Linked DNA regions of Mus musculus: region 2 is linked to region 1. The links are chromatin loops, found by intact Hi-C in ENCODE. Cell type or tissue: left cerebral cortex. All regions are shown on one strand.

Region 1 (8,000 bases):
AAAGATGGATGGAGGAGACGATCGGAATAGGTTGTTCAGTCCTTGCTGTCTAATTGGTCTCCGTCTCTCTTTCTTTTCCCCACTGATTAGCCTAGAAAAAAAAATCGCTATCTTTCCTAAGTGTTGGCTTTCTTAAAGTTCAGTGTACCCCATCTTCCATGACATAGACCTTTATTGGGGGGCCCTTAGCTTGTGGTTGAAATGTTCACAGTTCTTAACTGGAAAACACTGTTGAGAAAAGCCACAAAAATTGTGAACGTGCCCAGGCATATTGGAAGCTGCCCCCAAGGTCTTTCCATTGACCAGCACAAAGACTATGACGAAGGTGCTGTCTGCCCACTCCTATGTGGAAATCGTGTTGTGTTTGTCTAGAAGCCAGAAGGAAAAAAAATATATGTTGAAAATGGCCTGATGACAGCCTATTTTGAGATACAGATGCCTTGCTACTTCAAATCCTTTCTTGCAAAAATTCTTATAGTTGAAAGGTTTTCATTGGTCTGAAGTCCAAGGAAATGAGCGTCCTTCCTTATCTAATTTAGCTAGACTGACAGTTTGCCTGTAGCTATTGGGAAACAGAGGGCTACTCACAGCCATTGGAGTGAAACCTCTGGGATATGGGATACAGTTCCTAAGTTTGGCCACAGAAATGATTTTTTTCTTTAAAAATGCCCCAGAATGTAATTATATGTCTTTAAACTGGATGCATTTCCAGATCAACATCACTGTGGACTTGGGGTGGGCAGTTCTATATTTATAGAAGTTAAGCTTTGTGAGACTGATCTTTTTTTATTTTTTAGAGGTTCTCATGTGTAAAATATAGAAGGTGTTCTTCATTGAGGCATGGAACCTGATAGTATCACGCAGACTTCACCAGGCCCAAGGTGTTGAGGGTGTCTCAACCGGCTGTCCACTCAGGAAAATACTTAAATGAACTTAAAATAAAAAAAGAAAAGATCTATTTTTAGCTCAGTTTTTATAGTTTATGTCATCTCTTGGTCATGTCTTGAGGCCTGAGATGAGGCAGCCATGGCTGAAGTGTTTGATGAAGAAGTCTGCTCAGGTCATGGTCACCAGAAAGCAAAAAGAGGAGAGGCAAAGTTCAAGGTGGTGTCCCTGTAATCTAACTCCACCTTATTGGGTCCATCTCCAGAAAGTTCTAGTATGTCCAAGAACTGCTATAGGCTGTGGCCAAGCTTTTACCACATGGCCCTCCTGAGAACACTTAGCATCCATACCATAAGACAGGGCACAGAGTTTCTAGAATATTTTTGCTTAGCTTTGATCACTATTTTAATTTCTTCTTTGAAGAAAGAATACTATATTTTCTCAAGAATATAACTGGAAAATTTAGTGAATAGTGTATGTTGGAAACTGAAGTCATAGTTGACTCTTACAGTCATAGCCCATAAGTAGGTAATTTATCAAATATGTGCTAGGATGAAGGTGTTGTATGTGTGTATGTATGTCTTTTTATTACCCCAAGAAGAAAAGAACAGAAGGCCTGTGGGGAGATTCTGGGCCTTTTCCTTATTGGCTGTACTCCTCCGAATCAGCCTTGTTCTTGACAGCTTGACTAAGACATGAGGCAGCATGCATAGAAATACTATGCGAAGCCAAGTTCAAACACGTTCTTAAAAAAAAAAAAAAAAAAAAAAAAAAAGCATGCACAGCACGTGAATACATCTAAGTCGCTACTTCAGCTATTGAAGTGCTGTGGACCTAAGTGATACAGCCTTTGCTACTAATGATGCCTGGGGTAATAGCAGAGATAACTCAGGGATGTGGAAAAGTATGCTGTGAGGTACAAAGTGATTGTGGCAGTTGAGCTGAGTCCATACGCTGGCAACAATTAGCTATGATATACCCAAGAAACAGGAAGGAAACAAACAGACTATGGCATGGCCTTGGAGACTGGGTACAAATAGGTGATTGGAATTTGATGAACTTGGTTAGTAGAACAGGCTTCATTACCTGAAACATGGGGTGAGACTAAATCCACGCGGTGAGAGAGGGTAGAGCATCTCGGGAAATGGTGAGCTGATGGTGTTTTTTATGATGGATGCTCACTGCCCTCCCTCCCTCCCTCCCTCCCTCCCTCCCTCCCTCCCTCCCTCCCTTCCTTCCTTCCTTCCTTCCTTCCTTCCTTCCCCCATCTCCCCTTTGTGAGAAACATAATTACGTTGGTAGTTATGAGAGTTGGAGTGCCTTTTATTTAGGTAATGGTAGATAGTCTTGGAAATCTTCCTAGAGGAAGTAAGTTTTAGATATTGGAGAAGGACTTTCAAGTGGAGGGAAAGATAAATGCTGTTCCAATAAAGACTGCTGAACTCATTTGTGGAACTGATAAGATATGAATACTAGGAGGAATATTTGTGTGGAAAATAGCATAGCGGAGAGTCAGGGAGAGTGGGAGAGTTGGGAAGCCACCACGTTAGAAAGGTACTCAGGACTGAGTGTCTGACATATTAATAGAAATAGCACAGTAGTAGACTGGTGGCCTTATGGGAGAGGCATACCCCAGATCTTGACTTCATGCTGGAAGTGGAAGTAAGAATGAGAATTTCAGAAGAGGAAAAGGCACAAAAAATGTTAAAATAAATTAGACTGAAATTCTGGGATGGAAGCAAAATGCTTCTGGGAGAGATGTATATGTCAGGATAAACTGGACCAAGGGAATTGCACTGGATTTCATGGTAACAACAGTGCAACAGAAATTGTGCAACAGACATAAACAAATCATCCCATAAAATCATTCAATGGATGATTATGTTCATGTTTAGCTTAGTTATGGTATCAGGATGTTCCTCCAACACAACTGTCCAGATACTATCCCAAGATCTCTTTTAAGTATTGTTGGCTAAATGGATCTATTTGGGAAAGTTTAGGAGGCCGTGCATATTCACTGCAAAGTGTAAAGACCAGACACTCTTAAGAGTCCCCAGCCTTTTCCTTGGCTTGGCTCATGGCTCTTCTAAGTGAAACATTTGTGATTATTTATGATGACAGGCCTGACACTCTGCCTGAAATGTATACCTGCCCCCTGAAGCAATCTGCTTCCTTGGGAAGAGACCAGGGGAGGCAGGGTTTCACCAAAACAGCTCATTTTCATTTCTTTCTCCTTACTTTTGGTTCTTGGGTAAAATTGGTGAGTACTGGACCACATCTATATTTTTAATGGCCACCCCCCTGCCCCATGCTCTAGAGATGAATCATGGAAGCGTTCCCTCCCCCTTTCCTCCATATTACTTCATTTCTAACTCCATTTCTGTCTCCACTGTAATTGCAGCGTTGGGTGCGATGCTGCTTGAGAAGGAATTAGCTGAACTGTGGTGGTTTGGCAACAGAAAGGTAGAGAGGAAGCAACAGGGAACAGAAGGCCTGTGTGAAATGTGTAGTGTGTGGCTTTCTGCCCAACAAAGGCCACTTCCCCTACCATTTCCAGCTCTCCTGAGGCTTTTAAAGCATCAGGCATGGGATGGAGGTAAGTTCATATGGAATACTTACGCAGTCATAATTACCAGGCTATGAAGGAAGAACCTTAAACATACACATATAAACACACAGCACCTTATACTGTAAGGTCCCAGGGGAATTTCAAAACCACATGCATATTTCAAGAAAACAGTTTATCAGAGAGGTGGGGGGGAGAAACGGTGGGAGGGGATTTACATGGTCTAATAGGTAGGTGTCAGAATAACCACACATGGTAAGAATGAGGGAAAATATAAAGCACTACTGAATTTGAAGTCATGTTAAAATGCATTTTTCATTAATGACTCAAGACTCTACAAAAAAATGCATGTATCACTCATTAGAATTTTGCAGTGGGCAGACATTTATTTGTCCAACACAGGGCACAGGAGAATACATGGAGGGTTGAAATCTTTAAGTTTGAGATACCAATTTATCAATGAGCAAGATCTGTTGGAAAATATATAGCCAGCTTCAAGCCATAGCACCTGCAGAAACAAATGAGGAGTAGGACTTGGAGTAGCAGTCCATGGACGGAGTGCATTCTGCAGCTCCATCATCTAAGACCTTTGTTCTAGCTGCCATACTCACAATGGAACCTTCACTATCTCCTCAGGCACCCTGGCCCATGGCTGATGAGCTGTAATCCTCACAAGTTTTCAGGATGCAGAGGTGTAGCCTGAGGGTATCGTGCCCACTCTATAACCACACTTTGCCAAACCACACTTGGAAAGTCTGATGAGTTGGCCTTTCACATTTTCTTCCCCTTTGTCCTTTCATCATGCTGCTACCTAGAATGAGAGGGTGGACCTGAAGCTGGAACCCCATTGCCAGCTTTAGTCATCCTGCGGTCAGTGTTCTCAGGAAGATTGTCTATAGGATGAAATAAGATTCAAGGAACTAAACCAGAGATCTGGATGTGTTGGAGGTCAAGGGTGTTCTAGTCTGGAGGTCAGTAAAATTTACTCCCAAAGGAGATGATTCTAAACACATTAGACCTATGGACCATGCTCTACCAGTTGCATGGGCACTAAAGCCTGCTGTACAGAAGCAACTATAAACAAAGTGCCAATCAATTAAGGAATCTATGTCCCAGTACAGTTTTATTTAAAACAGACAATAAGCTAGTCTTAGCCTGTGGGCCCTAGTCTATCATCTTCCCCTTGAGTGAATGGACAGTTAACATAGTGGAGGGCGCTTCTCTAGAGAGGCCTTATCCTGTTCTGTTAAAAACCCTATATGGGCATGAGAAAGTTTGTGGTAAAGATAGCATTCAGTACATTTTCATATTTTAGGAAAGAGAGAGAGAGATTAATAATATACCTTATGTCAAAGTTAGGATGCAGAAAGAGGCAGGCATGGCCTAAAGGTTGATCGATGCCTTTGACTCTCAATTATAGCTCTACTTCCTTCTATTTAGGAGGAATCTTACAAACTTGTGCAAAGTATTTGACATTCTTATCCTTCCTTTCCCCTCCCCTTCACATCCCTCCCTTCCCCACCTCTTCTCTTCCTTTCTCTTCTCTTTTCTTTCCTATCTTTTAATATAGAGTTTCACTACATAGTCCAAGGCAGCCTTGAACTTGTGATCCTCCTGCCTCAGTCTCCCAAGTCCTGAGATTACAGGCATGCACCATCTTCTCTGTCTCAAGTAGATTTTCTTCGTCTGTCAAAACAGCCATAATTTTATCTGTGGTTGGACCATGTCAAGGACTGGATTCTATGGCATATATGAACAGCTTAATCCGGTATCTCTCACACAGTCTTTATAGATCATAGAAAACCTTACTGATTTGCAGGCAAAAGCGAGTGAGTTCTGCCTCCAGGAACTGAAGTGGCGCAGTCAGGAAGTATCATAAACTGACTCACCAGAGAGGCACAACCGCTGCTGCTTCCCATTCAGGTTGTGTCTGTCAGGAGGTTTATACCGCCTATAGGCTACAAATGTGAATACAGAAGATGACGATTTCCTAACAGGCACCTGTGCACAATTAAAGAGGGGAAGCAATGGATGAAAGGGCAGCCAGGACCTGGTCCTTCAGAAGGGCAGAGGGGAGAATGGAAGAAGTCATTAAGTAAGGCATTAGAGTCTTCTGGAAGATTGAAGGTCTGTACCCAGAAGAACCATAGTGGATCTGTAACCTTTCCCCAGTCCTCTGTAGCTAGGGGGCAAGATGCCTATTTCAGATATAAAAGAGTAGTCCTAGTAGTAGACTATATCTCTTTCACTGCCCAGGGACTTCGGGCAACTTACGTCTCACACAAGTACCACACAGGATACTTGGGGTGCTGGACCAGGTCCAATTTGGAATTTGGTTCTTCTTATGCAAGGATAATGCTTTGAAAGGTGTGGGTGTCACAAATGAGAGAAAAATCAATTCGCTTAACCCACCTCCCCATAGGAACAAATGAAAAACTTTTTCTTTTCTTTTGTGCCTCTTACCCATGTTTTCCATTTCTTCATGTCTAATCTCAAGTTTTAATCAAGCATAGAACACCTTTTGCATGCTCTTGCATGGGGCCAAAGACAAGGCATGCATCTAACTAGAGCTAACTGGAGAACCCTGTGGCTTTTTGGATCTCCCTTAGAAGAAGCTGAGAATGGGAAGGGCTTCAGGACCACTGTGAAGCAGGAGCCTTAGAGTGACTGTTTTTTGTTTGTTTGTTTGTTTGTTTGTTTTGTTTTTATTGACTTAGGCAGCAGCAGATCAGCACCATGGGACAGTAACAGAAACATGATGCTATCTGTATCCTTTGGAGACAGCACTTATGAATAGAGGTAGTCTGAGCCGCAGAGAGCATTTGTGGCCTCTCCATCCCCCACTTCCATCCTCCCTTTATTTAACTAAAATCATCTTCATTACAGATCTTCTTTTCCCTGAAAAGTTGTGTTGCAAGAGGAATCTGTAACCTAGGAATCAGTGATGCCTAGCTCCCTCCCTGTTCAGTTACTGTCATAGGCTTCAGGTATCAATTCAGTCCTACAGTAGTCCTATAATAGGACTTGGTACAAACCGGATACATTAAATACATTAACACAGGCAACATATCATGAGGTTGCTGTTAATTTTAAATTTATCTTACAAATGAGGAAACTGATGAACACAGAGGTTGTTGCTAGTTTAAAACAAACAAGCAAGCAAACAACAGCATGGACAACGAACCACACCCAGCTAATAATTGGTAGAGTTAGGCTCAAACTCAAGAGTATAGAGCCCAAATCTGTGTTGCAATATTACTTCTCACCTAAGTGAAAGAGTGCTAGTTAAGGAGACATTTTATTTACTGTTTCTCTTAATGGGAAGAAATTTTACATCATTGACTCTGCATGAAAAACCTAATTTCATAGGTAGTGCCATCATGACAAAACACATGATAAAATGTAGAGACATCAAAACAGCAAGAGAGTAGAGCTTAAATAAAGACTTAGCTGTTGGGCCAACAAGCCCACAGAATGTATTTGTGTGTTTTCTTTCTGTGTGCCTGTGTGCATATGTGCGCAGTGGTGTGTATGTGTGTGTGTGTGTGTGTGTGTGTGCGTGTGTGTAAGAAAAAGAGACAGAGACATTGGGATTTTTGAGATCTTAATTACATGGTATAATTTTACAAATATACAGTCAAGGGGTAATTAGTATTTTTCACCTTTTTAAGTTTCTGAATGTAAGCCAAGCCCTTTTCAGCCTGGCTTCCCGTGCTGTGTGTTTGCTGGACAACTGTATTCTGTCCTCAATGACTGATCTTTCTTAGTCTGAGCCATTTTCCAGCACAGATATCTGCTAGATTCACTGCTTCTCCTTCTGTCCCAGGGCCAAACTATTACCCAGGAAAGACACCCACATTTTTTAAATGGGTGCAAACACAGGCTTGGTGAGCCTTCCAACCCAGGAAAATGTCAACAGACATCAAAACGCTGTCCAAACACATGAAGCAGGAAGCGTGGAATTCTCGGTGTCAGCCAGTGGATGCGGTGTGTTATTTTGGGTGGTGGGTCATCCGGGCGCTTGTGAGGTCATATCTTGTGGGCGTTTGCCCATCCTTTCAACAAGCTAGGCCATTGTAGGCTCTTGCTTCCACACTCTTTTCAAATACTGTATCTGTCTGGACATGCAGCTAAGAAGTCAGAAAGAGTGGGGGAGACGGCGCTAGGGGCAAGGTCGGGCATCTTTTGTTTGCTCTTTCTCTTCCTCCCTCCTCCCTGCCCCCTTTCTTTCTGGTTGGCTCTCTCCTTAGTTTTTCTCTCTTTTTCTCTCCCTCCCTCTTCCTTTCCTCTCCCTTTTTGGCCTCTCCCATCTTCCCTTTCGCTATCTTTGAGAGCTTCTTCAATGAGGTGATATTTTCTGGCTTCTCTACAGAATCCCCCGGAGCACTTGATGGCCCACTTTTCCCACCTCTCTGTTTTGGTTCCTCTGAGTAGGTGCACACAGCTGGATCCTTCTCTTTTTTTAAGTAAAACCACAATCTGCTCAGCGAATCACTGCTTTGCTGGCTGGAGGGGGAAGAGGGAGATAGGCAAGCGAAGGATGTGTGGC
Region 2 (8,000 bases), 560 kb after region 1:
CTTTGAAGGGCACCAAGGTATTAATGAAGAGCATTCAGTGAAGGTAGGGTTTGTCCCTCTACACATGCTTCCTGAGGATGCTGTTAGTCTAGTAGTAAATGCAATTACAGAATACTTTGGAACTTAAACTTCATGGTTCCTACCTATATGTCTGTGCATTTCTGATCCACAAAGAACTCAACTCAGAACAATGTGTTATTCTAGGATTTCTGACTCTCTCCTCTCACGTGGCCTCCTGGAAAATGGGGAACGTGTTGGCTCCCCACATCAAACTCCTTATCATCTCCATAGTTGATCCTACATAGCTGTCCAATCACTGTGTGCTGAAGAAATGATCCTGGAACAAGGAGATTATGAGGGGACTCTGCAGCTTTGCTAGAGATGACGGTGCTCTTTGGGACAGTGAACTCTGGTAGAGCATAGGGAGCCATGACAAGGTAGCATTAGACATCTAACCATTCCCAAGTAGTGCCAACCAGTAAAGTGCAGATCATTTTGCACTCTCAAAGCTGGGGGGCATTGAGAAACAGGAAAAGTATAAACCAAAGAAAAGATAAAACACAAATTCAGCTGTGGGTGGTTCTCAGGCATCCAGTATAGGATCTGTCAAGTATAAGAACTTTGGAGACTAGAGCAAAAGGCTCATCCAGAGCTGAATATCTGCCTCTGTCTAGTTTTAGGCTTGATTTTCTTCAACACTTGCTTTCCTTTTTGATGGATTATTGCGTAGATGTAGACAGCTTCACTAACTTTCATTGGAACAGTAATATTTGTACTTAAATTTCAGTGACATGGGCAAGAGCTGTGGGTTTTCCAGGAAATGATATGACCTTTGAGAACTGTGTGGCTTACTCTGATTCACTTGCTCCCATTTACTTACTTATGGACACTTACCCTTCTCAAAGGCTTGCTTTACACTGCCTAACAGTTCTTATCTGTCTGCTGAGACCCAAAATAGAAGCCTTTGGCTTCCTTCTCAGGTTCTGCATTCTTTGTCTTTTATTTATAGCAATTACAAACCATTTTCTACTTTTAGGTCTCTGTTGTCTTTAGCTGGCCTTGAACTTTAGGGATGCATGGTTTTTCCTTCTTTTCTCCATAACAAATAATATGGCCCTTGATGCATTCAAAACAGACATTATATGAAGGGGCAGACAACCCATACAATCAGGTGAACAAATGGGTACATGAGCTGCTTCCCCCTTCTTCACTCTTTTTGGTTCCCTTGGTGTAACCAGTGCTTTCTAGAACACTGTGAGGTCTGCTGCTAACTTGGTCTCACCGTCTGATGGCTCTGTGTGAATTTGCCTTTGCCATATAGGTCAGCCCCTTGTTGAGTTGGAGAGCAATGCAGCCTGGGTGTTGGAAGACAGCTCCACCCCTGAGTCACAGTGCCTCTGGATCCTGCGGTTCCACTCCGTGTGAAAGGTCTTTCTGTAGCATTCTTGCAAGGTGAGTTTTCTAATTAGCTTTCCCTTATAAGGTGCCAGAGGGGACGATTGGTCAGAAGTAAAGTCCATAGATGGGGTAACAGTGGCCAAGAGACTTTTGCCTTAGGCTGCTGGGTGGGAAGACGTCTTCCAGTTGACATCTGGTGAGAATTTAATGACTCAGAACTCTACTCTCCACCCCTGGTCTCTCACCCACCAGCTTGCCTCACTCAGCCAGGCCTGGACTTTGAGAGCATGAAATCATATACATCATGATTACACCTGCATGGTAGCTATACTCAGTGTTAGAGAACATGTTCTTCAAATGGCCAAAAGAGGACGAGAGGACTCCTGAATACCCTTTCTCCCTCACATCTCTGAGAGGAAGCTGTCTTCCAGTAAAGGCTGAGGCAAAACCAGAGAGTGAATGGTCAAGAGATTGGTCAAGAGAATGGTCAAGAGATTAAATAGTAAATGAACAAAAAGGACAAGTGGACATGGTGGTCTTCAGGTATCTAATGGTTCATATGCTACTCCATATAGACTGATGCATTTTTAACACATATAGCTTTAGTATAGAGTCAATAAATATTTCAATGTTAAAAGATAAAATTGTGAAAGAAAAACACTGAATGATAAGTTTATCCATAACTCGTAACATTTAGCAATAATCCTTGTTTACTACTGGGCATTTTTCTTTTTTTTAACATGTCACTCAGATCCTTAAAGAGAGGCTATGATTTTTATTTTACATAGGAATAACTAATGTGCTGAAATGAGTGGAGGAGTCATTCAGGAATGGAGGGATTCAAAAGTTCTTATCTTATGATCTTCACAGATTGCATACTGAGCGTCTAGTCATTCATTTCCAATTTCCTGGTCTTCAAGTTTCTCCCAGTCTTACATTTCTGCCTTCAGAGAGACAAAGATGATTCAGATCCAATGTTAATATAAGCTCAGTCCCTTTAGATGAACATTGATCTTTGTATTAGTCTAAGTGTTGTGATAAAGAAAAGTTTGTGTGTTGTCAGCGAGCAGAGACATCTAAACTCAGTTCCAAGTATGTGGGTAAGACCCTGGTAAATGAAAGGCTGCTTTCTAAGCTAGTTCTTTAACCCGATCCATGCTCAAGTTTATTATTATGCTCCTAAGATTACTAAGGTCTAAGAAGGGAAGAAAATAAGATAGCTCTAAGAACGGTTTTGTGGAATCTGCAGTCACTCCAATCCAGGAACATGGAAACGAATTAGAGCCGCCACTTTATCTATGCTAGTAGTCAAGTGTGGTGTAGAGGCAATTTCAACATTCAAATTATATCACATCTTATGATGAAATAGGAATTGCCCATGGACCAATTCTTTTTCTATGATCACCAGACACCAGGACAGGAAAAATCTTCCTAGAATAGATAAATATTGATTAAGATTTAAAAATGCCCCCGTTTCCAGGAACAGATACCGTCACTTGAAACTACATCCATCTTCAGATTGGGGAAGCTAGTGTGTAGGGAAAGAAAAGGATTTCTAGGCTTTGCATTTGTATTGCTGGCCTGGGATTTTTTTTACTTTAGGTCACCCTTTATCTAGGAGAAAACATTGTTTCATTTGGACCAGAGGAATCGATAAAGGAGCCCATGGAAAAATGGGTGGCTTCTGCCTTTTTGTTGACATGCAACTCTGCTCAGGAAGCTAGAGAAGAGTCCTTGGAACACATTTGGAAATAAGAATTTGGCACTAGTGTTCTCTGTGTTAGATTAAATTATGGCGAACTGTGGATTATCAGAGGTAGAGAATGGCCCATGCAGGTGACTGGTAAAAATACCCTTACTATATTATTTAAAGCCTGCTGGGAAATGATGGCAGTTGAAATGGAAATGATTATAATTCCTGCTCTCAGCACATCCTCTGTGCCGCTCTACCTCCTTATTTTCTCCATAAACCTGTAAAAGAGGTTCCATTTCTTCCATTATACACAGGTAAGATTGAATTCACAAGAAGGCAAACAACTCTTCTAAAATCACTCAGGTAGTCATTAACCCTGCTAGAGTAGAGCTTGTGAAATTTCTTTCTCTGCTCACTCTTTTGTTTTGTTTTAGAGTCTTGGGTTGGGTGCATTACAGAGACTGCAACTGAATCATGGAATCTAAACCACTGAGCTGAGAGGCCCTCGCAGGTAGACCCCAATGTTCTAGGTAGACCCGGATGTGCTGGCAGACATCACTGGATGGCCTTTTGCAGCTAAGGCTAGTATTCTAAACACAAGTGCTGCCCTCATGATTTATTTTTAATGCATCCTCTAAGAGAGACGTTCTCAACCTTCCTAATGCTATAACACTTTAATACAGTTCCTCATGTTGTGGTGACTCCTCTAACCATAAAATTATTTTTGTTGCTACTCCATAACTGTAATTTTGATACTGTTATGAATCATGAGGTAAATAACTGTTTTCTGATGATCTTAGGTGACCCCTGTGAAAGAAACATTCAACCCCCGAAGGGGAGGCAACGTACAAGTTGAGAACCACTGGTCTAAGTGATGCTGGGAGAAGCTGGTGTCACAAGACCAGGGGTGGAATTAGGAGGACTGTACCTGTTTTCTGAATCTGTCAGGGCACATCAGAAGTCACTTATCTTTCCTCAGCCTCTAACAAGTCATTTTGTTTAGAAAAAGAGATTATCATTAGACAGAAATGGCACCAATATCCTGACACCTGATTAAAAGCAGAATGGAGATAAAATGATTTCTCTCTCCTTCCTGGTCTGGGAAGCCAACATTGCTCACCCTCCAGCCCCCAGGGAAATGGCTCTGTCCCAGCGGCAGCCTGCTCTTTACTTTGAAGTTGCTGTTTGCATTTGGAGCTCCAAAAATGTTTGTGCTCACTGCTGCTGCAGGCTGGCCCAGCAAAACTGCTCATGCTGAGACCATGGCTGGCTTCCCGGGTGAAAAAAAAAAAAAAAAAAACCACGACAGTTAATTACATCAACCCAATTAGCAGAAGCACCCACCTTGTGCAAGCAAGGCTCACCTGCAGACTCACCCGTCTGGCAAAGGGCCCCCAGGCTTTAGTGGGGAAGCTGCTGAACTGAGAGACTAAAGTGTTTACCAGTGACCTCCTTTCAGTACCCTCTTGTCTTCCAGATAAGTAAAGGAACTGGAAGAGAACCAATCTCTTACGCCATAGTCTGCCGAGCAGCCTGCAGATAGTAATGGCTTTCAGATTGTTCCACTGGGCAGGGACAGAGTCTTCCCTCAGCACCTACCGGTGATCAGAGGTGGAACACGATCAGATATTGCCTTTGGTAATGAGGTTGTTTGCTTGCCTCTAACAGAGCCCTGAAGAGACAGAGCCCTCTCTGAAAGGCAGGCTGGGGAAACGTGACAGCTGTTTTCCTTGGCTCCGAGCTCACACTTTCCACCTTCACAAGGAATCCACGGTGCTGGGTTCAAAGATGAGATCCAGTCACTCATTAGCTGCCTACCAGGACCCAGTTGCTTAAACTCTTGGAGCTCTGATATGCTGTTTGCTGAAGGTGCGAGTGAGCACACTGTAGGGCTGAAGAACCATCCAGTGATTGTCATCAAGTAGGGAGAGACTATCTCCAAAGGGCAGCCCTGGGATAGAACTGTTCCATGTTGTGATTGGCCTGCTGGCCAGAGGACAATGCATTTGTCAATGGCAAAGAGCTATATGTTGAGACATACAACTTTTGCAGAACAATCCCCCTGTAAAAGTTGATGAAAGTCACTTTCAAATTTCAGTAAAGGGAATAATGATGATAATAGACTCAAAAGTATCAAGCAGAATGTATGGGCCATGTAGGTCCTATGTATGTACCAATGGCTTCCCTTTCTCCCCAAGCCTGCTTTCCTTATCTTTCAAATAGGAATTCAAATATTATTTCCTCTAAGAGTAAAAATTCATCTTTTTAATCATGTGATGGTAGCGGTAACGGTAAGATTATTGGTGTAACTATTTTCTCTACATTCATTAGTTAATATGTCTTAAATGTCCTTGTTGAACTGGGTCCTGTCACCAGCCCTGCTGTAAAAAGCATAGCACAGGGCCAGGCGTGGTGGCGCACACTTTTTATCCCAGCACTTGGGAGGCAGAGGCAGGTGGATTCCTGAGTTGGAAGCCAGCCTGGTCTACAGAGTGAGTTACAGGACAGCCAGAGCTACACAGAGAAACCCTGTCTCCAAAAAAAAAAAAAAATCAAAAAATAAAATAAAATAAATATAATTTAAAAAAGCATAGCATAACAGTGCCCCCCACCTAAGGCAGCTCCCAGCTTAAGAAGGGAGGTAGACTGAGTAGTAAGTACTTCCATATTACGAATGCTACTGTGTGAAGTTCAGTAGCAACAGAAGGCACCTCAGTGCTGGATAAGGGAAACAGAGAAGACATCCTGGTAAGAGGTTATCCCAAATGAGAGTTGGGTGAAGGGAAGTAGCAGAGAGACCCACAGAGAAGCTGGGGAAGCAGTCACAGCAGGCTGATAGATGCTAGAGCAAGGGAGTCTGGGAGACTACTTAAGAATGTATCATCTATCCATCTGCTTAAGGGCTCAGAGAGTCATCTTCGTGGTTACACAAGGTGGTTTGCTAAGTGTCTTCTCCCATGTGTTCCCATGTGTTTCAATTCTTCGGGTTCCTGTAACTGGGCCTCAGTCCTCAGCTTCTGCGTGAAAATCAGGGTCAGAACTTAAGGGAAAGCTTCCCTGTTGAAAAGCATGAACTTTTAAGGTTTTTTTTTTTTCATTTGCTTTGCATAATCAATCACTCACCTGCAAACCTGGGGGTTTCCCTATCAGATGACAGGTGACAGGAGTCATGGAAGGGATTCAAATCCTCTAAGGTGGCTCAATGATGTCAACCCAATTACCCGAGACAGCTTATCTGCACAGCAACGGCCCTCGGGTGTCAGTACCTGTGTGGACTTGGGTGGAATTCTTTGCTGGGACACTTGGCTGACAGCAAGTCTGCTCATCCCTGCCTCTTCCTGTCCTCCCCCCACCCCTACCCCCAACTGCAGAGGAAAGCAGCACCAGCCCCTCTCCACAGCCCAGAGACCTTGCCTGAGTTCTGGAGATAACAATATGCATAGCACCTTTTGTATGCTGCTAAAGAAAGGCTTCAAGGGTCGGTGCTGATATCCCACAGTCCTGCACCCGGGTTAATCCACCCGTTAAGTCATTTCAGCCTATTCCGCAAACAGCTGCTTCTCTTGCTTCCACACCTGTGCTGCCCCGCCCTTTCCTGCTTTGACCACCTCTGTTTCTTTTCTAGAACTCATGTGGCGTCTTCACATTCCAGACTGAATGGGGGAGGCCAAGCATGGAGGGTCTGTACTATGCTTTTACTTGTCTTGCGAGGTTAGAATGCATTGGGTTTTAGATATTGCAACTAGGATCCCTTTGGAAGACCTAGGACATTAAACATGTGGACTTAGTGGGCTTGAACACTCCTAAAGGTGTTATCTACCTTTAACCATCTGTGATCATGTAAATTCTGACTCGATATAGGATGACCTGTTCAAGATCCTACATCCATTGCACATCAAACCAGGGTATAGTAGCATACTCTACAGGAGATGTGCTACAGAACCACAGAAAGGTCTCAGGCAAAGATGGGATACAGGAGCTTAGTTTCTCCTTCCCTATGATAAAAAACCAAGTCCCCAGTACAGTTCTGTGAAGAATGAGGAAAATAGTAAACACACACACACACACACACACACACACACACACACAGAAATGCATGCACATGGGAGGAACTTCCCATAGGATATTTCAACATTCAACAGTAACTATTACACTTGCAACAGTGGCCCTCTGCTGTGTTACCAAACAAGATGACAACAGCAAAGTTCTATTCAAGCACACAGCAAGGAGGAGATCCATCTGATAACACAGCCACATTGTAGGTTTGTTACTGAAGAGGAAGGTGCTGACCTTACTGGGCTCCTTTGTTTCTACAGGGAATTAGACAGAGGAAGTGGAATAACCGGTCTGGGTCTTTGAGCTTGGGGTGTGGCAACCCTAGCACTTAAAGTATCTCCTTTAAATTTACTGATTCATCTCTTTGTACCCTTTCTCTATTTCTAAGATGTTGGAAGAGAATTTCTCCCCCTGGAGATAGCATAGCTGTGGACAGAATATCATAGACATAATGGAGGGAGGAGAGAGCACTTCTCTTTTCAGAAGCGATGCTATTATTTTCAATGAGACGGACTAGAACCCTTCCTCTGTCTTCTCTGAAGCTCCCTCGTCTTCATGACTAATTTGGGGATCCACCTACTCTTAGGACCAGTGGTCTAGTAGTAAGGAAGAAATCTCCCAGGCACTTCCTTGGTCATAAAGGGTGCAGGTCTTTGACATCAGAAGTGGGTGCCTCCCTCTATACCATTTTTCGGAATCTTGGGGCAATTTAGTCCTGGGATGTGACTCGATTCCTGCCCTGTTATGAAATGCCTGTGCCAGCTTGGCATAGTCACCTGCCTCATTTGCATTTCTCCACATGTGGCGTTCTCATGCCTCTGTGCACATTGCTTTCCTTAGCTGTAGTTTATGC

Evidence for each region. Hi-C counts contacts between places; a loop is a spot of excess contacts. Peaks named below come from ENCODE experiments on the same cell type or tissue, not always from the same donor. Only the 100,000 strongest peaks of a DNase experiment are listed, where the experiment ranks them.
Region 2: it touches region 1 in a loop (6-fold over the local background); 29 of 42 quality-filtered maps call a loop at or near these places.

Annotation. Positions count from the first base shown.
Region 1 is chr16:25,377,549-25,385,548 of GRCm38, forward strand. The region is part of intron 4 of Tprg (transformation related protein 63 regulated); the gene reads left to right. Among named protein-coding and RNA genes, the nearest start is that of Tprg, 95 kb to the left of the region's middle. In left cerebral cortex, no CTCF peak of the experiment used is centred here; a DNase peak (open chromatin) is centred at 676.
Region 2 is chr16:25,940,964-25,948,963 of GRCm38, forward strand. No RefSeq gene overlaps it. Among named protein-coding and RNA genes, the nearest start is that of P3h2, 160 kb to the right of the region's middle. In left cerebral cortex, a CTCF peak has its summit at 4,685; DNase peaks (open chromatin) are centred at 4,285 and 4,671; H3K27ac peaks cover 385 bases.